Regions from separate parts of the Mus musculus genome. Here all the other regions are linked to region 1. The links are chromatin loops, found by intact Hi-C in ENCODE. Cell type or tissue: left cerebral cortex. All regions are shown on one strand. Region 1 holds the start of Med13l (mediator complex subunit 13-like). Region 2 has its middle 38 kb from the start of Gm46942. Region 3 has its middle 28 kb from the start of Gm46942. Region 4 has its middle 8.6 kb from the start of Gm30657. Region 5 overlaps Med13l (mediator complex subunit 13-like). Region 6 has its middle 12 kb from the start of Gm25076. Region 7 has its middle 2.3 kb from the start of Gm25076.

The links. A loop is a pair of places that touch in the nucleus more often than their neighbours do. Peaks named below come from ENCODE experiments on the same cell type or tissue, not always from the same donor. Only the 100,000 strongest peaks of a DNase experiment are listed, where the experiment ranks them.
Region 2: a loop joins it to region 1, with 2.2 times the contacts of the local background. A loop is called at or near these places in 19 of 42 quality-filtered maps.
Region 3: it touches region 1 in a loop (8-fold over the local background); 19 of 42 quality-filtered maps call a loop at or near these places.
Region 4: a loop joins it to region 1, with 4 times the contacts of the local background. A loop is called at or near these places in 9 of 42 quality-filtered maps.
Region 5: a loop joins it to region 1, with 2.1 times the contacts of the local background. A loop is called at or near these places in 3 of 42 quality-filtered maps.
Region 6: a loop joins it to region 1, with 2.6 times the contacts of the local background. A loop is called at or near these places in 11 of 42 quality-filtered maps.
Region 7: it touches region 1 in a loop (2.6-fold over the local background); 10 of 42 quality-filtered maps call a loop at or near these places.

The regions. Positions count from the first base shown.
Region 1 is chr5:118,558,526-118,562,525 of GRCm38, forward strand. Med13l (mediator complex subunit 13-like) reads left to right here and starts at 2,194. Exons shown (of 31, transcript NM_172424.4): 1 at 2,194-2,332. The coding sequence starts at 2,261. In left cerebral cortex, CTCF peaks have their summits at 1,602 and 2,427; DNase peaks (open chromatin) are centred at 1,362, 1,640, 2,298, 2,670 and 1 more place; H3K4me3 peaks cover 2,836 bases; H3K27ac peaks cover 1,759 bases.
Region 2 is chr5:118,319,894-118,323,893 of GRCm38, forward strand. No RefSeq gene overlaps it. Among named protein-coding and RNA genes, the nearest start is that of Gm46942, 38 kb to the right of the region's middle. In left cerebral cortex, no CTCF peak of the experiment used is centred here; a DNase peak (open chromatin) is centred at 2,083.
Region 3 is chr5:118,330,201-118,334,200 of GRCm38, forward strand. No RefSeq gene overlaps it. Among named protein-coding and RNA genes, the nearest start is that of Gm46942, 28 kb to the right of the region's middle. In left cerebral cortex, CTCF peaks have their summits at 1,534 (motif pointing right), 1,738 and 3,396 (motif pointing left); DNase peaks (open chromatin) are centred at 1,306, 1,516 and 1,889; H3K4me3 peaks cover 1,027 bases; H3K27ac peaks cover 1,622 bases.
Region 4 is chr5:118,420,171-118,424,170 of GRCm38, forward strand. No RefSeq gene overlaps it. Among named protein-coding and RNA genes, the nearest start is that of Gm30657, 8.6 kb to the left of the region's middle. In left cerebral cortex, no CTCF peak of the experiment used is centred here; a DNase peak (open chromatin) is centred at 2,184; H3K4me3 peaks cover 429 bases; H3K27ac peaks cover 2,159 bases.
Region 5 is chr5:118,652,743-118,656,742 of GRCm38, forward strand. All of the region lies in intron 2 of Med13l (mediator complex subunit 13-like), which reads left to right. Among named protein-coding and RNA genes, the nearest start is that of Med13l, 94 kb to the left of the region's middle. In left cerebral cortex, a CTCF peak has its summit at 2,463; DNase peaks (open chromatin) are centred at 209 and 2,447.
Region 6 is chr5:118,276,757-118,280,756 of GRCm38, forward strand. No RefSeq gene overlaps it. Among named protein-coding and RNA genes, the nearest start is that of Gm25076, 12 kb to the left of the region's middle. In left cerebral cortex, a CTCF peak has its summit at 1,578 (motif pointing right); no DNase peak of the experiment used is centred here.
Region 7 is chr5:118,266,761-118,270,760 of GRCm38, forward strand. No RefSeq gene overlaps it. Among named protein-coding and RNA genes, the nearest start is that of Gm25076, 2.3 kb to the left of the region's middle. In left cerebral cortex, a CTCF peak has its summit at 2,432 (motif pointing right); a DNase peak (open chromatin) is centred at 2,448; H3K4me3 peaks cover 241 bases.

The sequences.
Region 1 (4,000 bases):
TTATTTATTTTATTAGAAATGCTAGCATTCCTAATCTGTAAACTGTTTTTCTTGTTTTTTAAAAGATTTATTATTATATATATATAAATAAGCACACGATAGCTGTCTTCAGACACACCAGAAGAGAGAAAGTCAGATCTCATTACGAGTGGTTGTGAGCCACCAAGTGGTTGCTGGGATTTGAACTCAGGACCTTGGGAAGAGCAGTCAGTGCTCTTAACTGCTGAGCCAAATCTCCAGCCCTGTAAACTGTTTCTTATTTGTTTGGTTTTGCTTCTGTGCAGCATCCCACCCCCCTTTTCCTTCCCCTTATGACTTGCTTAGACTGTGACCAGCTCATAGCCTTTTGCCTACGCGTGTGATGAGTATGCGTGGATTCTGGGTGTGATGGACCATCTGACTGCTCAGGTCTCAGTAATACCACATGTGTGCATAAAGTGTCGGGCAACTCCCCCTTGTAACCCTTCCCCCAATAGCATCTTAACGGAAATGTGTGACCTTGGCTTGAGGTCAGCAGGTCAGCAATTAGGATTTGCTTTGGACAGATTAGAAAATGAGGCATAGTTAAACTTTGCTGGGCAGGGTCACAGCTAGGTGTAGCAGAGCCAGCTCCTGGCATCCTCTCCAGAGCCTCCTGAATTCAGATAGTTCAGGAGTTGAGCCACTCAGTAACTGGGACCTTGGGGATGCTATTGCACCCCGATTCTGAGGACTCTGTGAAATGACCTATGTGTTCGGGCCACCTTCATTCCAGGGTTTAAGGTTTGTGGTAGTCTCAAAACTCCATTCATATGTCAGATTTGTGCCCGCTTTATTTTGCTTCCACCGCTCTTTCCAGCGTTTTACTCTTCCTTTGTTTCTTGGAGACAGTGTGTAGACCAGGCTGGCCTGGAACTCATAGAGATACGCCTGCCTAATTCTACCTCTTTCCAAGTCAACTTTCTCCCTTTCTCTATTTCCACGACGAAAAGTCCTGGAAGGCAGTCTCCGGCATCAGCACTTCTCCCAGTCCCATTACTCTCTGAAGAAGGGATGCTGGTTATTATTGACCGCTTGGAGCTGGAGGAAGGGCCTGCTCCCCTCCACATAGCCCAGTGTGAATGTGGCACCTAAGAGCGCTGGGATCATCTATGTAAGGAATGCCTGCGTGCACGCACAGAGTGGGCGCCAAGGGCTCCAGCAGCCGGGATGCTTTAGGAGCTCAGCGCTCGGGAGGCAGTGAGTCCCGAGCCCTGGCTTCCCGATGCCTGGGTTCGAATCCCGCGACCCCGGGCAAGCACCTCGCTCGCTGCCTTTGTGTCTCTTTGAGTCCTACTCCTCCGCCCGGTGCGCTGCGGCAGGCAGGCCGGCGGGCGGTCGCGCGCGAGGTTTCGAGGAGGAGACACTCCTCGGCTCGCTCGGCCAGGCCGGGCCGGCCCACGCCGCTCCTCGGGGACCCGAGATGCTCCCCCAGGGGGGCTCGGAGGCCGCTCCGGGGAAGCCGCGGCCCTCTTCGGCCCGCGCCCGACGCGCGCCCGCGCCCAGGGCGGGGCGTCCACGCAGCCCCGGCGTCCCACGGCCGCCCGCACCTCTTTCTCTTCCCTCCCTGGCTCCGTCACCCCGCTCCGAGAGGGCCGCGCTCGCTCGGCTCAGCAGCGCCTCCCGCGAGCCACCACCGCCGCCGCCGCCGCCGCCGCCGCGGCCCCTCCCCCGCCCCCCGCGCGGCCGGCGCCCGTCACGTGACGCGCCGCAGCCAATGGCGGGCCGAGCCGCGGTCGGCGGCCGCCATTGCTGTCAGAGCGAGCGAGCCCGGGGAGGGAGGAGAAGCGCGGCCGACTGGGGAGGAGGGGGGGGGTGGGGAGGAAGAGGAAGGAGGGGACGGCGCTCGGCTGCCGGGGTCGCCCGCTGGCTTCGTCCGCACCCCCCCCTTCGCGGGCTCGCGCAGCGGCGGCGGCGGCGGCGGCGGCTCGGGGCGGCTGCGGGGCTCGCGTGCCTCCCGCGCCGGCGCGGCCGAGGGCGAGTCGCCCGCCGGCTTGGAGATAAACAAGGCGGCCGACGAGGCGGCGAGGCGGAGGCGGAGGCGGCGGCCCTGCGCGACAGAGGCGGGCGGCGTTGCCGGCCCGCGCCCCCCGCCGCCGCCGTCGTCGCCGTCGTCGCCACCGCCGCCCTCGGGCCTCCCGCGCGGGCCTCGCGCCCCTGGTGCCCGGGAGCCGCCGCCGCCGCCGCCCGGCCCGGCCCGCTCCGACATGCCCCGCTCTGGCGGCCGGGCTCGCGGAGGACCATGACCGCCGCGGCGAACTGGGTAGCGAACGGGGCGAGCCTGGAGGATTGTCACTCCAACCTCTTCTCGCTGGTGAGTGGCGGGGCGGGGGGGAGCCCGGGTTGGGGGGCGCGACCTCCCCGCCGCGCAACTTTCTCCTCCCGGAGCCCTGGCGGCGTCGGCGAGCGCGGCGCCCGGCGTGGACGTGCGTGGGGAAGTCGGGGCGCTGCGGACGCCGGGGCGCGCTCGGAGCGCCCACCTCCGTGGCAATCACACCCCCTCCCCTCCCCTTCCCCCCTTATTTTCTTTTTTTTTCTTTTTTCTCCTCCTTCCCCGAAATGTGGAAGGCTTTTCTGCCTTGTGCAGCCGCCGGCGCGGGTGAGCTGCAGGCTCGTCCTCTCTCTCTCTCTCTCTCCCGATCGGATCGGCTGCTCTCCCACTCGCCGGCGTCTGCCTTCTGATTTTTTCTTTCTCTCTTCCTCTGTTTCTCCGTTTTTTTCCCTTTTTTTTCCTTTTAATATTTCCACAATGACACCTGCGATTTCGCCCGAAAACAGTTGATGGAAGGCGATGGTGTCAGGGAAAAGGACTCTGGCAGCCGGAGCTCGCTCGCGCCGTTGTAAACACGGACAGCCGCCCGCCTCTCGGGGTTTACTACGCCGGAGAGCGGGAGAGCCATTGCTCGGAGCCCACGGAAGGTGGAGGAAGCTGCTGCTCCTCGCTCTCCTCCGCTGCCTTTAAAAACTGTTTTCTCTGCTTTAACAAGGAACACACACACACACACACACACACACACACGAGCAACAAGCTGGGCGGTTTGATAACATCGCTTTTATCTGCCTTCGCCTCTCCTCTCTCCCGCTCTCGCCTCTGATAATTGACAACTTTTGCTTTGGAAGTGCATCGCCTGCCTTAATCTCGAACCATTTAGGGTGTCAATTGTTCTTCTGGAAGCCTGGCACCGGGCGACGGCGGCTCGATTCGTCGAAATTAAAAATGTATAGAGCTCCAGCAACTCTTTCCTGGCGGTGGCAGTGACATTTGGTGGTAAATGCCATCTTTGCTTTTTATTGGGTCGTATTACCTAGCTCTGAAAACATTCGCGTTGTTAAACCCGGCGCTTACGCTGATAATGGGAGTGCATGGTCTTTAAATACGCGCTTTGTGCCTGAGTTACTGTGTGTGTGTAGCTATGTGCCCGGGAGAGTACGAATTTGTTTAAATATTGAGCAAAGATTTGTAAACAGATGTAAGGCAATTATGTTTCAAGCGTAGAATATAATTGGAAAATTGGTTGAACGGCCTATTTAATTTAGCCTTAAAAACTCAACTTATTTTAGTTGTGTGCCCAATTTTGGTGGGGAGGGTGCTGGGGGGGAGGGTGCTGACTTTTGGAGAGCATGCATTTATTGCAAATTATTTTCTGGAACCCCTGCTGCAGATAGAAGCTTTATTTCCTTTTAGTCCTTGTTTACACTGGATAAATAATTTAGTGTTCAAATTGTAATTAGTTACATTTAATTATGGGTGGCATAGATGCTTTTTCTCCCCTTGGAGACTAGTGGAGAAAGAGGAATTGTTGCCAACTTTGGAAGTGTCATTCTGTTTTCATGCTGATGAAGAAATCAAGCATGATTTTGGCCTACAAAGACACAGGAGTGACACAGTCCCCCTGCTCCCACTCTTGTAAGCAGGCTGATTCCTGATCACCCCGAATTTTATCCTGAGGCTGTTTCGAGGTTCAGTTAGAAGTTGGGGGTC
Region 2 (4,000 bases), 240 kb before region 1:
GTGAGGTTTAGACTTCCAGATGACAGAGAGGAGGGGGAGAAGATGACAAAGTGGTACAGGCCTGCCATTGTAGCTTTTGGGAGGTTGAGGCAAGAGGATCATGAGTTTGGGGCTAGCCTGGGCTACAAAACAAGACCCCCCCCACACACACACTCCCATGGATTGAATAGTTCAGACAATGGGGTGCTTCTAGCACTTAGGACTATGGGGTTCCATTCCCAGCAATGCGTAATGTAGCTGTGGTTTGGCACACTCAGAAGGAAGAAGCAGGAAAATTAATCAAGGTCAGTCCCGGCTACCTGGTGAGTTTGAGGCTAGCCTGGTCTACATGAGCCTGTGTCTGGGAAGGAAAGTGAGCAAGCTGGTGAGCACCATGGACGATGAAGCGACTCTGACTCTGGTTCCTCAGCCAGTCCCTCAGAGTCCTTCCCATGCCACCCAGAGCCTCTCTAAAATCACAGTGGCTGTAATTGCTAAGAGCTAAGAAGTGGGCATGGTCCCCGCGTATCCTCTACGGACATCAAAACAGGGTCCCCCAAGATGCAGGACACCCAAGATTCAAACTCAAGACCCCATGGGCCCAGAGAGCTGGCTCTTGAGCCCCCTGTCACTTACCCTATTGGCAGGCACTGGCCCGACCCTGTGCTCTGGCAGCCTGGGACACCCCCACCCCCTTATAAATGCTCTGGACGCTTTGTGGCTCTAGTGTCTCCTGCAGTGCCTGGCCCTCCACAGTACTTTCTCCACTGTCTGCTGACCACATTCCTGTACTGTCCTCTGATGGAGCCAGCTTAGGGTCACCTCTTTAAAAGGACTCTTAAATCCTAGTGCCCCAGTGCAGAAGTCACTCCTCAAGATCCATACCCTCCAGCCATTGTCACAACAGTCACAGTTGCTGTTTGGAGGTTGACAGCCGTTGTCAGGACCGTACCACACACACTCAACACTGATTTAGTTGTGTTGGTTTGTTTTGAGGCGGGGGGGGGGTGTGTTGGGGAGGAATCTCACTATGTAGCCCAGGCTAGCCTCCCATAGGCCTCCTGCCTCAACCTCCAGAGTCCTAGGACCACAGGTCTGTACCACCACACAGGTGGTGCCAGCAAGATGGATCGGTGGGTAAAGGCACTTACAGCCAAGCCCGGTGACCCAGGTTCAATCCCTAGATTCCTTGTGGTGTAAGAAGAGAACAATATCCCACAAGTTGTCTTCTGACCTCCGTACACAAAGTAAATGTAATACACATTTTAAACAAACAAAACACTTAGGAAAGCTCAACTTCTGGAATCTTCCATGGACTAATTTTGGGTCATGTACCTTGACCACCTAGTAATTGGGATCAGGAAAAGAAAGAGTATGGATTCGTGGAGTCTGTCCCCTCCTGGGTTTCACTGCTGTGTTGGTGTTCAAGCGGGAGAGATGGAGTATGACGAGGCTCACCCATAATCCTAGAATCGAAAGGTGGAGGCAGGAAGATCTGGAGTTCAAGGTCATCCTTAGCTACATAGTTAGTTTAGGGCTAGCCTGGGCTACATGAGATGCAGTCTTAAAACAAACAAACAAACAAAAAATGGGAACACTGGAGGTAGGGGCCACTAGCTACCTCTAGACTCTCAGGAAGTCAGAGAACTATGTCCCTAGTCCCTCAGGGAGACCAACTCTTTCTGACACCTTGGACCTCCAGACCCAGAAGAGGACAATCCCATGTTGTTTTGAGTGGCCACAAAGTCTGTGGCCACTTGTTGCAGCTGCTTCAGGAGAGCCCTCCAGCTGGACGAGGGCCTGTCAACTGTGTGTGCAGTAAGTTGCTCAGAGCCAGCCTGTGTCCCTGATCCAGAGGAGACCTCAATGGCCCTCTCTGCCAGGTCAGCTGCCCATGCGTGCCCCAGGTGGCTTCTGTAGCCCTCCCACTCCAGGTCCACAGGAAGGCCTCCCGTCTCCCTCCAGAAGTGCCATTCAGATGAATGGCTGCTTTGTGTCCGGATAAGGAATGATTGTTTCCAGTGATGTCTGCATCTCCATGGCAACGTTCCTACACACTGTACATTGACTTGGATTTTTCCAGTCGTGTACGTCTTGGGAGCATCCGTCTGTGACTGCGGCCTCAGTCTTCACTGGCGGTGGGGGGCGAGACGACGGGGAGACGGGGAGTGCTTCCTGTCTGCCAGAATGTACGTGGGATGAAGCCATGGAAAGAGAGCCTCAGGCTTCAGAATGTCAGCCCCAGCTGCTGCCTGTGACCTTGAACAATCTGCCCATCCCCGTACTCTCTGGACCTTTTGCTGGATGATAAAGAACTCTTGTCTGTGCTAACATCCGACACGCCCAAGACAGATGTGGGACAGATGTTGCTTTACTATTTTTTTTAAACCATTTGTGTGTGTACTTGTGTAGATGCACATGTGGGCCCATAGTGTATAGAGGTCAGGCTTAGGTGCTGCTTTTTTGGAGTCTCCATCTTGATTTTTTTTTTTTTTTTTTTTTTTTTGAGACAGGGCCCCTTTGTCGGTTTTGTCCTCACTGCCTCAGTCAGACTGGTTGAACTTGGAGCCCCAGAGCCCCCCAAGGGTGTCAGATCTCATTATGGCTGGCAGTGTGGTCGCGTTTACACAGGCTCACAGCGTGTCGCCACCAACCGGAGCTATGTTACACTGTGATGACCAGACAGCTATCACGTCATCAGGTGACAGATGCCGTCCAGCTCTTGGAGGATCATGGTGACACATGCATCCCAGGTTGACTGAGCCTTGCTCCTGCCCAGTGCCTGACAGAGTGCTGCCCTGTCTGTCCAGTATTTCTGTTCTTCATGGCTTGCACAGTGTCCTAATGGTTCCCTTCTCCCGCTTGCCACCCCTGTGGGTTTTCTTTGTCCAAGGATCTAGGTCCACACCTGCTGGCAAGCCCTTCCTCTGCACAGTTCTAGATCTTTCTTCCAGTCTGCCTTTATGGAACCGTTTTGCAGCAGTGCAGTTAGACAGGCCTGTGTGCTCAGTTAATGTCACTGCCAGCCATCTTGAAATCATGTGTGTGTGTGTTTGTGTGTGTGTGTGGTTGTACACAAGTGCATGTGCATTTACATGCATGTGTGTATGTGTCTGTGTGCACACAAATGTATGTGCACACATGTAGGCACACATGCCCATGTATGTATGAACATGGGTAAGTGTGTGTTATCCAGGACTATCCTGAGTCAATCTGCCACCACCTTTGGCAGCTCAGCTGGGCATGCTTACCAATGATCATCACGGCTGGGCCTGCTGATTGCTTACCTTCTTCCCTCATGGAAGGAGGGGCAGCAGGGTCACAGGGCTCCTACCTGAGTATCCCACAACCCTCCCAACCAGTTGTTTGCAGTTCTTCCCTAACTGCACGTGGTATTGGGTAGGGACTCAAGCAGCAGTATTCAACCCGTAGGTTGCAACCCCTTTGGCAAGCCTGTCTCCAAAAATACTTACATTATGATTCACATAGCAGCAAAAGTTAGTTTTATAGCTGGGGGGGGGGGGTCACCACAGCATAAGGAACTGTATTAAAGGGTCACAGCATTAGGAAGGTTGAGAGCCATTGGCCTAGAAGGTATGGATGGAGGTTGGGGGAGGAAGAGGGGAAGAGAAGGGACTCTATCTACCCAGCTGCTGGCAAACCACTGTTGTTGCTGGGTGCAGACCTTCCAATGTGGCAGCTTGAAGGTTACCCACTCTCCTGTCTGTAACACCTCATCGATGCTTTGTGGGTTAGCCTCATAACTCATTGGCTTCCTGGATGAACTGAAATGGGCTTGCAGCTCAGTTTGTCTTTGGGCCCTCAGGAGGAGGGGTAGGTGGTGTTTATGTCTTTCCCAGGGAAGACATCTTAGCAACAGTACTTGTTTGCAGGTGTGCGCACCTGTGTCTGGTGTGTACCTGTGTCTGGTGTGTACCTGTGTCTGGTGTGCACCTGTGTCTGGTATGCTCCTGTGTCAGGTGTGTACCTGTGTCTGGTGTGTACCTGTGCCTGGTGTGCT
Region 3 (4,000 bases), 230 kb before region 1:
TGATACCATTTGGCCCTCTTCTCTCCTGTAATGACCCCTTCCTCAATAACTTGACCTCCTCTTTGCACTCTCTTATGTCCCCCGCATTAGCTCGGGGACCTATGTCATGGATGCGCTCGGAACTTTCACTGGGAGCAAAGAGTTTAACTGCTTCAGCCTTTGCGTTGTCAGATGTCCCTGGTACTGATGCTGGTGTGGGCTATGATTCCTAGTTTGTGTCAAGAGGAATCCAGCTTGTCTCAGGTAGTCCTCAGTTCCTCTGGAGCATGACAGCAAAGCAATCAGGAACATGGAGATACCCTAAATGAAGAAAAATATTTCCTCCCTTCCTCTCTCCTGCCCTTCCATCTTCCTTTCTTTTATTCTTTAAAAAAAAAAATCCCTAAACAGTTTCATATAAATCACTGGATAGATTCCTGTTACGTTTCTAAGAAGCAGGTCGAATGGACAGACGCTGTGCCCATCGGACAGATAGATAAACCGAGGTGCCAGTCAGAGCTCCTCCACAAGGAGTAAAACAAAGTATCTGGGTGAGGCAGAGAAGGCCCAGTTGGTGACTGAATTCTCACTAACCCACTCCTGGATGTGAACTTGCTCCTTCACTGGCCCCTCCTCAAACCATTTGCTAATTGCTCTTTCCCCTTCAGGAAGAATGACAAGCACAGATTGTCTCTAAGCCCCGCGGTTCAACCTCTTGAGATCTAGTGACTATTACTGCCTCTTTACACACCGTGGGAAACTGAGGCTTGGGGGGGGGGGAAGACAATTTGCCCGAGGTTTGGGGAGCGGGAGGGGCGGGGGGGGGGGGGAGCTGATGTCAGGCTGCAGGCCCAGAACTCTTGTGGCTTCTATTCTTTGTATCTTCCTTCTTTGAGACCAGACTGACATCAAGCTATGTAAAGTTGAACTTCTGATCCTCCTGCCTCTACCTCCCAGTGCTAGGAAGATAGGTATGTTTCCGCTATGCCCTGTTTATATGACATTCGGGAATCGAACCCAGGACTTCATGCATGTTGGGTAAGTGCTCTATCAGCTGACGTACATCTCCAGACACTTGGGGCTCCTGTTCATTCTGTGGCGATAAATATATCACTTCCACGAGGTCTAGACTGGGCAAGTGGACATGCAGAAAGAGCGTGTACTGCCCGCCAGGCCCACGCGCGACCTTCCATCCCACCTGCCTTAGGGGCTACTGTGGAATCCGAAAGAAATGGAGGCCGCGGAGTCACGTGGTTAGCTGATGCTGGTGTGGCTGCCTGCGGGGAAACCAAGCCCGGGCTTTGCCTGGTGATACCATCTGGTTTGTCTTTTCTGCACGTGGGAGCCCTGCTGTCCCTGAGGATGAATAATGGGGACAGGGAGTCTCAGGTCACCTAGCCACAGAGCACTTCTCCAGCGACTTGGCTCATGATCTTAACCACAAATCCGGGGGCCAGGATGAGGGGGACTATCGTCCCATCCATCTGAGAGGTGGGGAGAGGGACCCAGGGCCCCGGAATCCCACTGGAGACGCTACTGTCATCACAGGATGGGCAGCAGGTGGCGCCACGGCCCTGGTTTAACAAGGACAGTGGGCTGGAGGAAAAGGGGAGGGGGGGGGAATCCAGTATGAGAAGCTAGTGGAAAACAAGGACTTAAATGAACAATTTGTTCCAAAACATTTGCCTTGTAACGGGGTCATCTATAAACTCTGGGGTTTCCTGTTTGCAGTGGAGCAGGCTGGCCGGCGGGTGGTCTCCGTATTCCCTGCAGCCAGGGAGACTCTTTTGAAGGCTGGCTCAAGAGCTCAGGTCCTCTTCTCCACCCTCTGGGCCAGACTGGCTCTGAAATTTCCCAGCTTTTGTGCCCTTAAGTGAGATCCGGTGGCGGAAGCCGCCGGCGGCAGCAGCAGCAGCAGCGGCGGCGGTGGCGGCAGCGATCCGTCCTGCGATCCACTTTCCAGAACGTTAGGTTCCAAACACTGGGAGGAGGGCGGGCTGAACTCCGAAGTCATTTCCAGAGGAGAGGCGGACTCTGATCTCTGCCTACCCTCTGCCGTCGGCCTTGTGCCAAGGCAATAAAACGAGGGAAAACAATAAAATAAAAGAGGTGAAGGTGGCCGTCTGAGGGAGCTGCTGCGGTCACTGTGGCTGCGGAGGGAGATGCTTGGTCTCAAGCCCAGGCCTGGTTATTTGGGGCACAGAGGTGACATGACTTTCCGCTATTGGAATCACTTCATCATAGGCTCCGGGGCAGCCAGACAGGGTGGGGGCTAGGGGTGGGGGCTGTAAATCAAGTTGTCGTTGAGCCATGTGACCTGCGATGGGCATTTAATGTCTGTGAATGTCAGTTTCCTGTGTAGATAACTGGTGAACGGTAAACCCTGCCACGCCAGGAGTGATGCTCACAGATTACTTATAGCAGGGTCTTGGGTACCTCCGGAGGAGGTAAGCAAGTCTATCTTCTGTTGTTGAGAGCCAACAGGTTGTCCACATAGGCCACCACAGGGCTGGAAGCATTGAAGGGAAGGTAACTTACACAAAAACACCTTTGCTCATCTAATACAGGCATATATGACAGTGTCCTGCAAGATGACAGAGTAGAAAGTCCCTGTTACCTAGAGACAGTGGCTTAGTGTCTGTTGTACACACTGGTGAAGAAGCCCAGAGCTTCTGCTAGACAGCGAAGTGCTTAGTGCCCATTTGACCTTGACAAAGTGCCAATTTATGCATTCATGCATTTAAATTATTATTTTGAAGGGTTTTGTTGTTTTTCGTTTTTGTTTTTTGTTTCCTTTTGAGAAAACTATGTAGCCCTGTCTGGTCTGGCACTCAGAGATCCTCCTGCCTCCGCCTCTAAACTGCAGTGCTGAGATTAAAGGTGTGCGACACCACGGTTAGTTTTTGTTTGTCTGTTTGCTTGCCTGCTTGGTTCCTCTTTGGGAACAGATGTATACCACCCATCCCGGTGCCAACAACAAATCCCGGGCTCCTTCCATGCTAGGCACCTGAGCTGCAGTGCTCTGCCTCTATAAGCAAACATGGACTGTAGGGTTACCATGCCTTATGCCAGCAGTGGCTGGATATACATGCAGGGTAGCTTGGCTGGGCCTAGTGGCAGACACTTGTAATCCTAGCACATGGGAAGCTGAGGAAGAGGATGGTGAGTTCAAGGCCAGCTTGGTCTACATAATAAGATACTAGCTTAAAAAAAAGTCATGGCAGTGTGTGTGTGTGTGTGTGTGTGTGTGTGTGTGTGTGTGTGATATCTCAGAGATTAAGAGCACTCTCTAGTCTTCCAGAGGACCCGAATTCAGATCCCACACCCACATGACACCTTACAACAATATACGGCTTCAATTTTAGGGAACTGTCACCCTCTTCTGCCCTCTGTGGGCACTGCACACATGTGCACACACCATACATGCAGGCAAACACGAAAATAAGTCTAAAGTAAAGGCCAGCTTGGTGACTCAGAGCACCAAGATTTGTGGAAACACACCTTTACCTCATGTGGATATGTGTCTGTTGCCCACCAGCCTTACAAATATAGAGAATCATGTTTTCTCACCAGGAGAGCCAAGCCAGAAGTTTAGTTGGCACCACATAAAGAAGGAAGCAGCTATAAATTGGGCTCCTAGCTGGGATAGAGGTTGTAGGGACTGTAGGGGCCACAACTCAGCTGCATGACCTCAGTTTCCAGGCCTCAGTTTCCTCATTTGCCCAAGAGCAGTATGTGGTGGACACAAGGAACTACTGATTCAAAGGTCTGTGTCTTAGGGAGTGTTTTACTGTTGTGAACAGACACCATGACCAAGGCAAGTCTTATAAGGACAACATTTAATTGGGGCTGGCTTACAGGTTCAGAGGTTCAGTCCATTATCATCAAGGCAGGGGCATGGTAGCATCCACGCAGGCATGGTGCAGGAGGAGCTAAGAGTTCTACATCTTTGTCTGAAGGTTGCTAGGAGAAGACTGGCTTCTAGGCAGGAAGGATGAGGATCTTAAAGCCCATGCCCTCT
Region 4 (4,000 bases), 140 kb before region 1:
CATGAAGCACATTTATATGCCTTCAGGCAAAACACTTGTGCACACAAAATAAAAACAAATAAATCTTCTTTTCTTTCTTTTTAAATAAAGATGAGGAACAAGAAAGAGAAAGAGGAGGAGGAGGAAGAGGAGGAGGAGGAGAGGGGGAGAAGGAGGGGGAAGAGAAGGAGGAGGGGAGGAGGAAGAGGGGGCAGAGAAAGAGAAGGAGGAGGAGGAGGAAGGAGGAGGAGAAAGAAGGGGAGGAGTAGGAAGAGGAGGAGGAGGAGGAGGAGGAGAAGGAGAAGGAGAAGAAGAAGAGGAGGAGGAGGAGGAGGAGGAGGAGGAGGATGAGGAGGAGGAAGAAGAAGAAGAAGAAGAAGAAGAAGAAGAAGAAGAAGAAGAAGAAGAAGAAGAAGAAGAAGAAGACTGGGAATGAAATGCCAAGTGCCAGTTAGTCAGCTTTCTGTTGCTATGTAAACAAACAAACAAAAACACCAAATTAGTTGTCTTGTGAATAGAAAAGGTTGGAGTTAAGGGTTCTAATCTACACACACTATGAGAGTAGGCAGTGGGGAAGAAACTGCTTGCCTATGACAGGGAGCAGAAGAGGGGAGCAAAGGCCTGGAGTACCATGATCCTGACTTGAAGACCTCCCATGGGGTTCCACTATCTCCTAATAACACCAACCTTTAAGACATGGTCCTTTCAGGGCCTTAAAAGAACAAAACAACAACAACAACAAAAACCAAAACAGGTCCTGGGGCTGGAGAGATGGCTCAGGAGATCACTGGCTGTTCTTTCAGAGGACCCAAGTCCAATTTCCAGCAGCCATGTGACAGCTCACAACTGTCTGTAACTTCAGTTCCAAGGAATCAGAGAATCTCACTCAAATACACACACATGCAGGCAAAACACCAATGCACATACATTCTTCATCTTCATCATCATCATCATCATCATCATCATCATCATCATCATCATAATAATAACAGTCCCAGAGCTGAGCTTAACCAACGTGGCTCACAGGAAGCTAGCACCAAGCTAAGGGTAAAGGGTCATTATTGTGACCTGAAGTGCTGGCTTTCCCTCCCTCTCCCCCTCTCCCTCCTCCTCCCCTCCCCCTTCCCCTCCCCCTCCCCTCCCTCTTTCTTTCTCTCTTTCTCTCTTTCTCTCTTCCTCTCTCTCTCTCTCTCTCTCTCTCTTTCTTTCTTTCTCCCTCTCTCTCTTTCTCCCTTTCTCTCTTTCTTTCTTTCTTTCTTTCTTTCTTTCTTTCTTTCTTTCTTTCTTTCTTTCTTTCTTTCTTTCAGCTTTCTGCCAGGCAGTGGTGGTGCATGCCTTTAATCCTAGCACTTGGGAGGCAGAGGCAGGTGGAATTCTGAGTTCAAGGCCAGCCTGGTCTATAAAGTGAGTTCCAGGATAGCCAGGGCTATACAGAGAAACCCTGTCTCTAAAAACCAAAAACCAAAAACCAAAACAAAACAAAACAAAAAAACAAACAAACAAAAAAAAAAAAACCAAACAAACCAACACCAAAACCTTTCTATTGATCCTCCGTATATTTCACATCATGCACCCTCATCCCACTCATGCCCCCCTCTCCTCATACCTGCCCTCTACCCTTGCAACCTCTCCTCTAGCAGAGGGGCAAGAAAAATCTAACACTGGTTTTCTTGTTCAAGCATTTCAACTTCACAGTCACCTGTGTTCCCATAGGAGTATGCATATCCCCAGCTGGGCTCTAGGAAAGCCCCACCAGGCCCTGGCTTCACCAGACCCTGCAAGAGCCAAGGAGCGTAGAGGAGCTCTCGCCCCACCTGAGGCAGGCTTGCTCCTCTGGGTCAGCTCCGCAACTGGAGAGGGGACAAAGCCCTTTCTGTATTTTTGTAGGAGACAGAGCTTGCCAAAGAGCTCACCCTCCACAACCCCCACCCTGCCACGAGGCGGGGGGGGGGGGTGACGTCCAGGGGGCCGGTCTAACAAGTGGCAGAAGAATTTATGGGTCCTTCTGCCCTCCCTGCACCCCGTGTTCTTTTCTCTGTTCCAGGCTGGACTCTACCCGTCTCCTTCTCTGCCTTCCCTTCTCCTTGCACCTTCCCTCATGTTAATTATATTAGTTGCCATGGAAACTGTGATGTCATTGGCACGGGAGGGCTCAATGACATCCAAAAGCACAGTTTACAGCGTGGCTTGAAATGTATTCCATGGCTTGCAGCCTTGGCGTGTGTTGGGGGGTGGGAGGGGAGGAGTTACGTGGCGATTATATCTCAGGCACCATCTGGGCATGCCGGTGGGAAGTGTCAGGAAAGGTGGTTGGCTGGAAGGTGGTTACTTGTGGATTTTCCAGAATCCCAGACCCTGCGGGGGTCTCTTTACCCTTGGAGAATAAGCAGGATACCTCGAATGTTATAAAGAGTTCTGACTTGGCTCTGACCAACCCTCTTCGTGGTACCACACCCCACTGCTGCCCCAATTTGGAACATTAAATCGTTCCTGCTCCAAGTGGCACCCCCAACGTGGTTCATGCCAAGCGGCTGTGCATGCCTGCCGTGTGCACACGTGAGCACATGCCTACGGACCTCAGAGCTGAGCTGGTAGGGTGAAGATGTCATGCGCCGCCCGTGGTGGGGCACACGAGGATTAGCACACGTGCGCACGTGTACACACGTGCTCACCCATCTGGACTTCATTAGGGAAGATCCCATGGCCAATCTTCCTCCAGTCCTCCCCAGCATGGTTCACTTTTTCTGTGGGTCAAGGGCAGAATGGAGCTGAGTGGTACTAGGATGCCCAGATATCTTCCTCCGGGCCTGGAAGCTCCCAGGACTGTTCTGTATCCCTGGACCAGAAGCAGAGTGGATGTCCTCAGAGGGAGGTGAGAGCCACAGGCTCGATTGCTCCCCCAGGTTCTTGTGGCTATGTTCTCATTATCTGCCATGCCACTCAGGGCAAGCTGAGAGCTCTGGAAACATGCTCTGCAAAAGACAAGTGCCAACCCCCCCCCGGGGGGGGGGTGTCCCTTGTGAAGTCTGAAGTCTTTTGACTGAGATCAGCACGGTCAGAGGCTTGGAAGGTGGGAGGCAGTTGGGGACAGCAGGTCCTCTGCTCTGTCTTTCAGGGCTTTAGGTCCCCCATGCTCCCAGATCACCAAACTCCCTTTGCTCCAAATGTGATCGTTAAACCATCAGGAGGCCCCGGGCATGCTCACCAGCCAATTTTGGCCGGCCGGCCGTAGGAAAGGATGATGGCCTGACCCTATTGGACTAAACTGAACATGAGCAATGAGAAATGGGGCCCACCAGGCACAATACAGAACTGACTGGGGAGTCCCCAAGGGCTTCTTTCGGCCCATCTACTTCAGCTTCTGGCTCTTCTCATAGGAACTCCCAGCTTCCCTCAAGCCCTACTGTCAAGAGAGGCCATGTTCTCCTCACTACAAAGCCAATTCACCAGAGATGGGATTTCTGAACTACAAAGAGATCAGAAGTCAACCTGTATGTATTCAGTCTCATCCTCCACCGCGTGGCCCTAGGGATTGAACTCAGGTCTCCTTACTCTCCGAACCACCTTGCCAGCCTCTTGGAAGGTTTCTTCTCCTGATATGAGGAGGTGGCCTAGTGGGAAGGAGGATGAGGTGGATTCAGGCAGAGAGGACAGGGGAGAGAGCGAGGGATGTAGGAGCCGAAGACCACAGCTTCCTCGGAATGATGAAGGGCAGCCCCTTGGCTTCGCCACATAGCAGCTCCAGAGATGGTTCTAGGGATCAACCTGGCATACACTATCACGCACCCTGTGCCCAGAAAACCCTGGGACCACACTGCTGTGACACCACCAGCCACAACAACACACATAGTACTGGGAAGCTATGGGGATTGGGGAAATCAAAGTGCCTTGGATGAGGAAGAGCAAAGGTGTTTCCCCCTCCCCACTCCAGGAGGCTGCCCTCCCCCAGGGGACCCTTCAGGCATATCTGGAGATACATTGGGTTGTCACAACAGGGCTACTTTCCTACTAAAAATCTAAT
Region 5 (4,000 bases), 94 kb after region 1:
TTGACTTAGAGCATTGCTTCTGTGTTGCGTCACAGTTTCCAGTTGGTGACTACAGTGGCCCTGGACTGTGACCCACCCACACCTGTCCACAGAGATGCCCAGGAAAGCAGCAGGCCCGCGTCCCCTGCTCTGCTGATCGGTTCCTTTCACTTAGCCTTGTGACCAGCAGACAGTTGCAGAGTCTGTTCGTGCGTTGTGTTCCCAAAGGGAAGCACGGTGGCTTTATTTTCAGTGTGCATTGATGTGGCTGAGTAACACTTGCCTTACTCACTCTGACACCCAGCGGGGAGGAACGCAGCATCCATTAAATCTGTCTTTAGTCTTTCTCCAAAAACCAAACCAAGCCGGGTGTGGTGGCACACGCCTTTAATCCCAGCACTTGGGAGGCAGAGGCAGGCGGATTTCTGAGTTCGAGGCCAGCCTGGTCTACAAAGTGAGTTCCAGGACAGCCAGGGCTATACAGAGAAACCCTGTCTCAAAAAAAAAACCAAAAAAAAAGAAAAAAACCAAAAAAAAAAAAAAAAAAAAAAAAAAACCCAAACCAACCCCAAATGAACTTTCTCCAGGCTTGGACAGCGTCCTAAGCTCTACAGTTAGCTTCACAGAACCAAGTATGGTGATGCATGCCTATAATCAGCTAGCACTCTGGAGGTAGAGGTAGGATTAAGAAGCGTCATCTTCAGTAGTGTACGGAATTTGAGACCAGCCTGGGTATGTGAGGACCCTCCCACCCCCAAACAAGCAAGCAAAGAAGCACACCCCAAGCCCTTCTCCAACCTTTTTTTGCAAGATTCTCTTTGAAGTGTGTTCTGTTGCACAGTCTGAGAAAGCAGACACTCAAGTGTATGGCCCCAGAGCCAGCTGTCCCTTGATGTACTCAGGAGATGCTTTCTCTGCCATCCTCTAGGGAGCTTGTGGTAATTGTAACCTAGTGGGGCTGTGGGCGTTAGAGAGGTCCTGTATGCTGAGAATGTCACCACTGTCACCTCTTGTTAAGTGCTTACTCTACCAGCCGCAAACAGGACAGAGGACAGACTAAGTGTGGGCAAGCCGTAGTTAGTGGTTTGGTATTAGCCACTTATGTCCAGAGTTTAGCCATTAGTGCTGATCTTAGACTTATCTGGCCAAGAACAGACCTGTTCATTCTAAAGTAGAGTTCTGAAGTAGTCGGAACCCACTGGCAAAGCCTGCCACCAAATGAGCTAATATGTTAGCAGGCAGGGAAAGGCCCATTTGTATGTGTGAAGAATAAACAGTTTGGATGTTCATACTTCCAATAAAGACACAGTAAAGAGAGGTTTTACTTAAAAATCAAAACAAAACAAACAAACAAACAACCCAGAATATTCCAGCATGTGATGAACAAGATGACAGACTTGATTTAAATAATCATTGCTTTAAAAGTGTCATTTTGTTTTTTATGTACACGGATATATGAATTGTGCAAGCTTGACCTTAAAAAACAAGTGGCAATAATAGTAGGAGGTTTTGGTTGTTTTCCCTTTGAAGTAGGGTCTCGCTCTGAAGCTCAGGTACCTTGAACATCTGTAGCCACATGTCTGGCCAGCCCCAAGCAGCTACAGCCCTATTTCTAGATGTACTTGTTTGATAAGAGGGAACATTTGCTCAGAAGTGTTTGAGTGCCACTGTTTACCAGGCCCTGGGGATGAAGCCAAGCGAAAATCTGAACCTGATTTGTGGATTTTAAGCTCTAGTAGGGGAGTTTGATAAAGAAGTCAGCCACGGGCATAAAGTATGTCGTATGCTAGAGGGTGGTGTGGAGAGCCAAGCACAGGGGTGTGACTGCCATTCTGAACTTTCCAGACCTTCTACTTTCAGGAGAGTCCCCTGCAAGGTAGACACACAATTCTCAGTGTGCTTCAGGATGAGAGGACGACAGCCATAGAGCTACTCTGTCTAACTTCGAGAGAACAGAAGAGGGGTGGGCTGGGTGTCAGGAGACAGTTCAGTGAGCTGTGCTGAGCTGCAAGTGATGGGCGGGCTCCAAGTGGAGGAATTGGGAGACCTTAGCCACCATACCGAGCCCGACCGATCGACCAACCGACCGACTGGCCAGGCTGCTAGTGAAGCAGGCCAGCAGGCAGGATGATGCTGGTGAGTGCATGTGGCCCGCAAAGCTGTGTGTCTAGGATGCTGAGAAGCAGGCATGGTCTTCCATCGTGAAGGTGAAGCTGGCTGCTTAGATGGAGAGTGAGATGGTACAGAAAATTGCCACACTCACTGGCACTGGTCAATCGGGTTGTTCTGTTCTGTTTTCCTTTTTATAGAAATAATGTGGAAAACCTGGTTACTAAGGGATAACTTTATTTATATATTTTCCGTATTAGACCATTCATATTTTTTACATGTAAAGCTCTTTGTGTATCCTGTTTATATAGGTCAGATTTCTACAAGTGAAGAAGGAGGCACATAATACAGTGTGCTGCCGCCACCTAATGTTTGCTGCTTGCCTGCATTCCTTTCATGTGTGTGATCACAGCTGGCCTCCAGCCTCCATAATGGTTTGAATACAGAATGGTAGCAAATTAATTGGGGTTTATTTAATTGCCCTCATATTAGGCTCCTGTATGGATACTTAGCATGTTAATTGAATTGTATAGAAATAAGGTTGTGAGTTGAAGATTAATTTTATTGACATCTTGATCTCTATTAAATTCAATTCAATGGATATGTATTTGTTTTGATCAGCCCTATTGTCTGTCTGTTCTCATGGTTATTATGTTCGGATGGGTAGAGGACACATTTAAAACAACACAGTAAACAAACAGGAAAACAATTAGCAGACAAGGGAAGCAAACAGGACAGCAGGCATTGCTCTTCTGTAAACGGAGCTGTGGTAGAGTAGCAGAGCAGTGTGTGAGGTGACGGGATTGCACTGTGACAACTGTGCCACGGCAGCTACTGCTCCTGCTGGACAGCAAGGAATCACAGGCACGTCTGACTGCCCCAGTGTGGGAAGACAGTTGCTCTGAGGGTTTGTTCTGGACTGCTTCTTGTGATCATCCGTTTTCTGCATTCCTTTTACCAGCAGGTGAGAACTGAGTAGGTTGGTTTGCCGTTCACCTCAAGACATGCCCTTATCCAGGAAGCTCCTCTAATTAATATTGCCAAGAGTGGCATTTCAGAGGGACAAAGCAGTTTGGGTTCTACCTGCTGTAGTGTCACATTCCTGCCAGTGACAGTGTCACTCTAGCTGGAGTACTAAAAGTCACCTGTATCAGAAATAGCAATGCCAGCCCCATGCCAAAAGAAGGGCTTAGATATTTCTCAGATGCTCGCTTCCTTGAGTAATGTTCTGGGCATTGGGCATGCAGCTTTGAAACAAAGCGGGGAAACTCTGGTTTGCAGTGAGCTCTCATCTAAGCTGGACGGTGAGCCAGCCTGTGGTCAGTGCTCCAGGACAAATCAAGGAAGGAAATGAGAGAGCAGCATGTTTGGAAACAGGCAGCTTTGCTTGTGGTATGCAAGATTTCCTGTTGAGGCATACTTCATTTCCAATCGAATTGTAAAGTATTGTTTTGCCAGGCGTGGTGTACGTACTCCCAGCATTCTGGAGGCAGAGGCAGAGGAGCTCAGTGAGTTTGAGGTCAAGCTAGTTTGGTTTACATTGTGAGCTCCAGGACTACATAGAGAGACCCAGTCTCAAAAGCAAAAGACAAAACCATCAATAAAACACTCAAAAATGTATGTACATTAACCATAGCTATCCTCTCTGCCAGCGAGAGCTGCCAGGGTTAAGATGTCTGTTCAGCAGATGGCAGAGCATGCCCACCCGGCTTTCTACTCTTTCCCGGTACCGCATGAAATAAACAAATGACCGCCATGTTTCCTGTTCTGAAGGAGAGTGATATCAGTTGAGAAATATTTTTCAAAATAATACTTCATGATAACTTTACACACATTATTGAGTCTGGTTTTAATATTTCCTTTTCCCTTTAAATCCGAAAGAAGCATCCTAGATCAGAGATTTGGTTCATGT
Region 6 (4,000 bases), 280 kb before region 1:
CTCCTAGGCCAGAGATTCGAGCCCAGCTGGAGGCCCTCTGCCTGCCTTAAGGGTAAAAATGCTTGGCCTGAAAGTCTGTCGTGCCCGAGGTCTGTAACCACTGGCCAGCCTGGCCCTCCTTCCTTCGGCATTCGAGGAAAGCCCGCTGTCTGGTTGAGTGAGCGCCGCTATAAATCACAGTGTCACCACTTAGCCAGCCAGAGTGATTTAATTAATCTGTTGTGCTGTCCCCTGAGTATTGCTTCACCTGACTGCTAATCAACCCCCATCAGCAGGAGGAAAATGAAGACCCCCCTTTTCTTTGAACTGAAAAAGATGAAGGAGGAGAGGGCAGGGGAGGGGGGAGTGAATTGTGAAGTGCTGGTGGTGGTGGGGTACCCCAACTGTCACAGGACCAGTCTCTGTTTGGTATCTGTAGCCTCCTCTTATATATCCACTGGCCTTCCAGTCTCCGTTGAGTTGCAGGAGAGGGACACTTTTTTAGTGATATTAATATAGAAATCATTTATTGTCCGCCTCTATTTATCAGACATAATATCTTGCCTTGAGATCTGTGACAGCTTGCATATTGCAAAAAAACCTGAGGGAGGTCTGTGCTTTGATCAAGCGTGTGCCTGTGCGCACACACCGTTCATTGATAACCAGGGTATAGGCACCACTCAGGCAGAGGATTTTGACAGATGACCACCCCAATTCCTGTCACAGGCAAGCCGAATACATGCAAACCACAGTCTGTCATGTGAAGAGGCGGGACTTAGCAGTGTAACACTTTAAAGGTGACATGAGCTCCAAATCCAAGGTCCTGGAAGCCCGAAGAGAGTACCTTTGACTCTTTACGAATGGCTCCATTTTACAGATAGGAGAAACTGAGGCTGACCAGGAGAAGGGAAGTTCCCAAGTAACTTCAGGCTGTAGAGTCTTTGGAAAGAACCCATCCCATGGCAGAAGCCTCTTAAAAGAAATTCATAGAAAGTCTTTTGGCAAAACAAATACCAAAGAAAGAAAAGAAAGGAATAGAAAGAAAGAGAGAGAGAAAGAAGGAGAGCAAGCAAGCAGCAACAACAACTCTCTCCTTTGATACGACAACAGGAGGTCTTTTATCAGTTACACCAAGACTTGGATTTGTCCAAATCACAGTCTGCTCTCGCCACGCCCTTGCACACGGAAGTGGAGTTCCCTCCCTCCCTGCTGATGTAGGAGGGTGTTAAACCTATCAAGACAGGGTGAGGACAGCGTTCACTTGCCTGGGAACATTCCTCGTACAGACGTGTTGGGCATCACAGAGGTCCACTGTACTACAATAGATAGACGTGTCTTTTAAAAGAAGAGAAGCTCAGAAGGGAGCACGGGGTGTGTGGACTGCATGTGGCTTGCCCGGCATCTTGGGAGGTGAGTCCACACACAGTCACATCTTAGGCGCTGTGAACGCTGGGCCAGCGCCGTTCTAGAACTTGAGATGGGAGCGGAGTGACTGACATACGGTGGTAGAAAGTCAGAGCCTGCTTGCAGCCCAACGTACCCTTGGTAGAAAGAGGGGTGCAGAGTTCCAGGGGTGTGCTTTGCTGGTCCTCCCAACACAAGGGGGCACTACAACCCCTCTCCCTCTGTGTGAGCTCCTGGCTTCTCTAGGAATAGGCATCTTCCTGCCTGGGGAGAGGAGAGGGCGTTAGGGTTACCCATGCCCAAGTGCATGGGCATCCCAGGGAGCATGTCTCTCTCTAGCAGAGGAGAAGCCAAGACCAGCCTGCCAGCATCCCGTGGCTGAATATGGAGTCTGCAGGGGGCTTGAATTCTGCCATACCTATGCGCCCGCCCTCCTCAGTTTCCTTCTCTGCCCATCCACAGAATGGGTATTAAAGTAATCCGGGGCCGGCCCGATGGCTTAGCAGGTAAAGGTGCTTGTTACCAATCCTGGTGACTTGATTTCATTTCCCGGAGCCCTCATGGTGGAAGGAGAGAATGGGATTTCCGCAAGTTCCCTCCAACCTCCACCACGTGAGTTACGTGACTCAGGCCCTGCTTCCTACCCCATTAATAAGTGCATATTTAAAATAATTAAGAATAAAGTGATATGAAACAATAGACACAGAAGACTCCAGAGGAGCACGAGGTTCAAAGGAGACGCCAAACTGATGCGGTTTCTTCTTCATCCCTCGAGTCTACAAAGTAGGACTTCCATCTCCAGGTTCTCACTGGCCATAAAGTGTCCTCCAGACTGACTCTGGCCCCCAGGGACTAGCCAGGCAGTCATTGATGTGTTTGTTTATTTCTCCGTACAATTTGGAAGCATCTGTTCCTACATTTTCAAGCTTGTGGACTGGAAGAGCCCTAAGAGGTTGCTTTTGGAGGCCTGCGCATGTGTAATTGGAGGCAGAGTGCTTCTGCCTGCCTTTCTCTGTTCAGAAGCGTTCCATTTGAAAGAGAAGGTGCCGCTATTGCACCCAAGGGTTACACTGCGTGTAAACAGGTGTGCACTGAGCTTGAATGTAAGAAACGGCAGAACATTGCGGAAAATTGTAAGCAAAGATCTGTGTGAATTAGATTAAAACCCAGTGTGTGTGTGTGTGGTGGTGGTGGTGGGGGAGACAGGAGCGGGGGCAGCCTCCGTCTGCATCCACACTCTGTAATCCTGTTAATTTTTTCCCATTCAGTCTTTTTCTTGTAATATAGATAATGAAGTAGGTGCTAGAGGCTTACAGAGAATAGGTGGGTAAATATATTTATTCCAAAAAATGTATACTAGTTGAATACACCCATGATCTCAGCCCGTGAGAGCTGAAGGCAGCAGGGTCAAGAGTTCAAAACAACAGAGAGGGTTTGTGGCCCCATCAAGAGTTTGAGGCTGACCTGGGCAACCTAAGACCCTGTGTCAACAAAACCAAATAACAAAAAGTACCGAAGGTTGGACATGGTGGTCCATATCTGTAAATCCAACACTGGGACACAGACCCAGGGCAGGGGGAATCACAGGTTTGAGACCATCCTGAGCTACCTAGTGAGACCCAGTCTCAGTAAACCAAACCACCCAAACCAAAAGAGACAGATAGCATCCCAGAGACACACAAAGCAAGCATTAGCTGAACATCTGTGCTGCTCGGGGCTACATTTATATTATACCAAGTGGTATAGAGACCATGAACTTCTTCACTGGGTACCACCAGAAGCAGATCAACACAGGATGTAGTCACTGTAGGTGTTGGCCGTCACTGTGAGCCAATTTACATTATCGGGGACCATAAAGTGGGTGGCCTGGGAAGGGTTTACAAGGAAGGAGATTAGCAGATAGGAAGAAGGGATTCCACCAAGGTCAGAAGAGGAGGGAAGAGGAAAACCAAGGTTTCCATAGTCTGTGGTGAGTGGTGTGCAGATTCTACACATGTACGGTCGCACTGCCTCCCCCAGCATCTAGGGAGTGCTAGCCTGTGCTTACAGATGAAGATCTCAGATGTAGCTGGATCAGCCAAGGCTGATCAGCCAAGGTCATGGGCTAAGGAATAGAGGATGGCTGTTCCCAGGTCTGCTGGTCTCAGCTCTCCCAAGCACCCTGCTTGGTGTGGTTTGGAGGTAGACAGATGAAGCTGGTGGGTCGGGGGAGGGCAGGCTGCAGAGGACTTTTAATGCTGTGATGCAGAGAAGGGACAGATTCCTGTAGGCAGTGGGAGGCCAGCAGAGGTTTTTAAGTGGATATTGATTCTGTTACCAATGGGAGATGGATGGGAGAAATACCCTGTGTGGGGCCTGGAGCCACGACCACCCATCAGCTCCCCATGCTGTCTGCCAGCCACCCAGCTGATAGGACCAGATTCTGGGGAGGAACCCAGGGAGGACTCCAATCTCTGGGGAGGACTCCAAACTCTGGGGAGGACTCCAGACTCTGCCAGCCACCCAGCTGATACGACCAGACTCTGGGGAGGACTCCAGACTCCAGGGAGGATTCCAGAATCCAGGGAGGTCTCCAGACTCTGGGGAGGACTGCCCCTTCTGTATCCCACTGACAGGA
Region 7 (4,000 bases), 290 kb before region 1:
GGAGTGGAGGCAAGAAGGCCATATTTGAGATGCCTCCTGCCTGGGGCCATAATATGCGAATGAGAGATAGCATTCCTGAGACCACTCCTGAGATAACCCCAGACACCCCAGAGACCCTGGGCACCTCTAAGAGGAGCAAGTGGTGGAGAAATGAAAAAGAAAGAAGGGTGTGGGTACAATGAAGAGAGGCTGAACTGGAGATTTAAGGGTATCGGGGAACAGCCTGATGTGAGTAACCGGTGATGTACCATCTGGGACCATGGTGGGATCCTGGCCTGTGCTGCCACCAGGAACCATGTCTGGGTCCGTGGCCCTGTAGTAACGGGTCTGCTACCACCAATGGCCAGGCCGATGTCCCTGGTCTGACAGGTTGATGTCTGAGGGTTATGCAGAACCGGCCCCACCCCTCACCTGATCATCATGGCAGAGCTGGTCCTCTAAGGGGGATATGGGAGTAGCGGCCCTGACCCTGCCCTTAGCCAGCTGCAGTGCTTGGGAGAGCAGGCCCATACACTGCAGGAGTTGCGGGTGAGCTGGCCCAAGGATGTGAGCGTAGGAGAGCAGACCCTGACACTTATCTTCCTTGTGGTGACATGGATAAGGGACTGATCCCCTCCCCTCTTTGCTCTCAGCACCTGAGGAGAGCTGTCCCTGCCCCTCACCTGCTGCAGCTCTCAGGAGAGCAAGCCCCCACACCTCACCTGGACAGCACAGTGGAGCTGACCCTGATGGCCAGGGCTCAGGTGAACTGGCCCCAAGGGTGTGAGCACGGGGGAGCTGGCCCAGCAATTTTTTCCCCCTTTGGTTTTTCAAGACAGGGTTTCTCTGTATAGCCCTGGCTGTCCTGGAACTCACTTTGTATGTAGACCAGGCTGGCCTCCAACTCAGAAATCCGCCTGCCTCTGCCTCCCAAGTGCTGAGATTAAAGGCGTGTGCCACCAGTGCCCGGCTCCAGCAACTTTTTTGTGGTGTGGCAACTTGGGTGAGGGAGAGATGCCCTCCTCCCTCACCTACCCTCACCCCTTGCCACCTATGGCCCCAGGGTCGTGAAAGTGGGAGAACTGGTCCTGTCCCTCACCAGCTGCAATGCTCAGGAAATTGGGCCCTGCATCTCCCCTGGGTAGCAAGGTAGAGCTGGCCAGGATTGCAGGGGTTGCTGGTGAGTCGGTTCTGAGCAGGAGAGCCAGTGGACTGACTGAGCAGCTCTGCTACTTCTAGGGCCCAGATCCAGGGCTTTGAGTTGGCTCACCCCAACATCTACCGTCATTGATGAACTGCCGGGGTGCACAAAGGGGCCAGTCCTACAGATCCAAACTTCAGGATCTCCATGACACAGGGCAACAGCAGGCTATCTGAGAGGCGTCCCAGTGAGGAATCAGCATTGATAGAGTAATGGAAGTCAGAGAGGCCTCTTATCAGACTGATGAATTCTTGCAATGAACATTTGCAAGCAAAGACGTGTGGACAAGAGGGTACACTGTGTGACACTGGGACACACTACAGCTTCTAAGAAGAGGTTTTTTTCTCTGCTGGGGGTGGGTCGAAAGGGTATAGGCTGGGTATGAGAGAGGAGGGGGACACGAGTGGGACTGGGGTGCATAATGTGAAATTTACAAAGAAACTAATAAAACTTTAAAAAAAAAAATGGTACTGGTGTGATGGCTCAGCAGTTAAGAGGACTTGCTGCTTCCAGAGGACCTGGGTTTGATTCTCAGCACCCACACGGTGACTCACAGCCATCTGTAAGTCGATCGGGTTCCAATACTCTCTTCTACCCTGTATGTACTAGGCATGAACATGGTAAACCCACATACATGTAGACAAAAGACCATACCGATAAAAATAAATCTTTGAAATTTCAAAATAAAAAAAGGTCCAAGGCAGGCTCCAGGGACCAACATCTTTCTGAAGAGGTAGCATGGGGAAAGGCAGATGTATACCTGGGGCAGTGCCTGTCGCCCGTCCGACCCCCATCAGCTAGGGCCTCAGTCACATGGTGGATTTTTAAAAGTTTCGGGAACTTCTGTGTAAGGGTGTCCCTAAAAGTTCCTTAGCAGCCTCTGTTTGGAGCTATGCTGGCTCCTATAGGCTTATGCAGCGCCCTTCCCCCGTGCTGAACACAAACCTTCCGGGTGGGTGTGAATCTGGACGGCCCTTCAGACTAAGCTCCTTGGGCTCCATCCTGGCATCCAAACCTGCCTAGGTTTTTTGCCTGAAGTCTGAGCTTAGCGCTAACCCAAGACAAATAGTGTCAAGGCAGCTCACCCGTCGGTTCGGCTGATTTATTTGACACAAATAAGCTCGCTGACCTGATTTAGCCTTGCGGGGGACCACAGACCAAGTCAGGCATGATCTTAAGGCTCTTGCTATTTGGCTGCAGCCAACGCGGCTCAGTGCTGGTGGCTGACGGCACGCACAGTGGTAGTTGCTGACTTTGCCACTTGGTGGCGCCAGTTGCATAGGTTTTTTTTCTATCCCTGGTGTGAGCCTGGTGTTGACTGCGGATCAGACTTCCCCAGGATGCCGCCAAAACAATGACTATGGGTAGAGAGCTATCTGGTGGCAGCAGCAAATCAGGACTCCTTCCTAGACCTGGCATTTTGGGGGGACCAGGGCCCTCAGAGGAGGAAATAAACCTGCTGGCGATGAGCTACTGTCTCTCGGCGCCCCCCTTCTCAGCCTCGGTCCCGGCCAGGACAAAGCATAGGTAGATCTTCTTAGCCATCCTTCAGTGACAGGGATTAGGAGCACGAAGGGACCATTCCCACTACGCCTTCTCTGAGGTGTTCATCGCTTTGATCTCCTAGGTGGAAGAAGATACCGACTCTCTGTGGTTCTTCTCCGTTCAAGGTCACACACAAACCATCTGCCTGGTGAGAAATCCAGACCAGGTGTCTCCAGGTATCTCCGGAGGGCACCTCGTGAGCATGCCCTGTGCGACATGGTGCTAAATAGGTCGCTTATGATTCAACTGCCACCCACCCTCCTGACCTAGGTAGGTCTTCTCATCTCTGTTTTATGGACACAAATTCAGGGGAGATTTGCACTGGCTTCCTGGCGTTAGCCAGGGGTACCCTCCACTGGGAAGACAGCTCCTGCTATATGGGAAGTGGGGTCCCTAGGAGTAGCAGGTTAGGTGTTTGCCCTGAAATTGGCCTGGGATTGGGACTATTGTTTAAGCAAAAGTTTACACTAAAAAGGTTTTTTTTTTTTTAGAAAAAAAAAAGACATTATTCATTATTTTTAGTTGTGTGTGTGTGTACAAGTGCAGGTTCCCACGGAGGTTAGAGGCCCTGGAGGCCCTGGAGCTAAGTCCCAGACAGTTTTTAGCCACCTGACATAGGCACTAGGAATAGAAACTGGGTCCTCTTCTACTCTTGACCACTGGACCTTCTCTCCAGCCTCCTTTTCTATCCCCTGGTCCTCGACTGTCCTAGAAGGGGAACTTAGCATTTTAGGCCAGCTCTGACAAGTGGCTGCATCTTACAGTCCTGTGGTCCTTGTCATAGGCTGAGTTGTGAGTCCCCAAAGTCCTAAGTTGCAACCTTAGCCCCATATTGTTTTTTAGGAGGGAGGGCCTTTAAGGAAATGATCGATGGGTGGGTGGGTCGATTCAATAAGTAAAGGCTCTTGCTGCCAAGCCTGACAACACGATTGTGACCCCTGGGACCCACATGGTGGAAGGAGAGAAACCACTCCCAATAAGTTATCTTCTGTGTACAGTGGCACACCTATACATAAACACATGCTAGGAAAATCATTGTGATTTTAAAATAGGAAGGAGAAGAAGGAGAAGAAGAAGAAGAAGAAAAAGAAGAAGAAGAAGAAGAAGAAGAAGCTGAATTCAGAGGAAGCACTATGATAAGCCTAGCTCAGTGTCCTTACAGGAAGAGAGAAAGAGAGAGGGAGGGGGAGAGGGAGGGGAAGGAGAGAACGCTGCAGACATCATCGGATCCCTGTAGCATCTTTGCTAGCCTCTGATTCTGCATGCTGCTTTTCC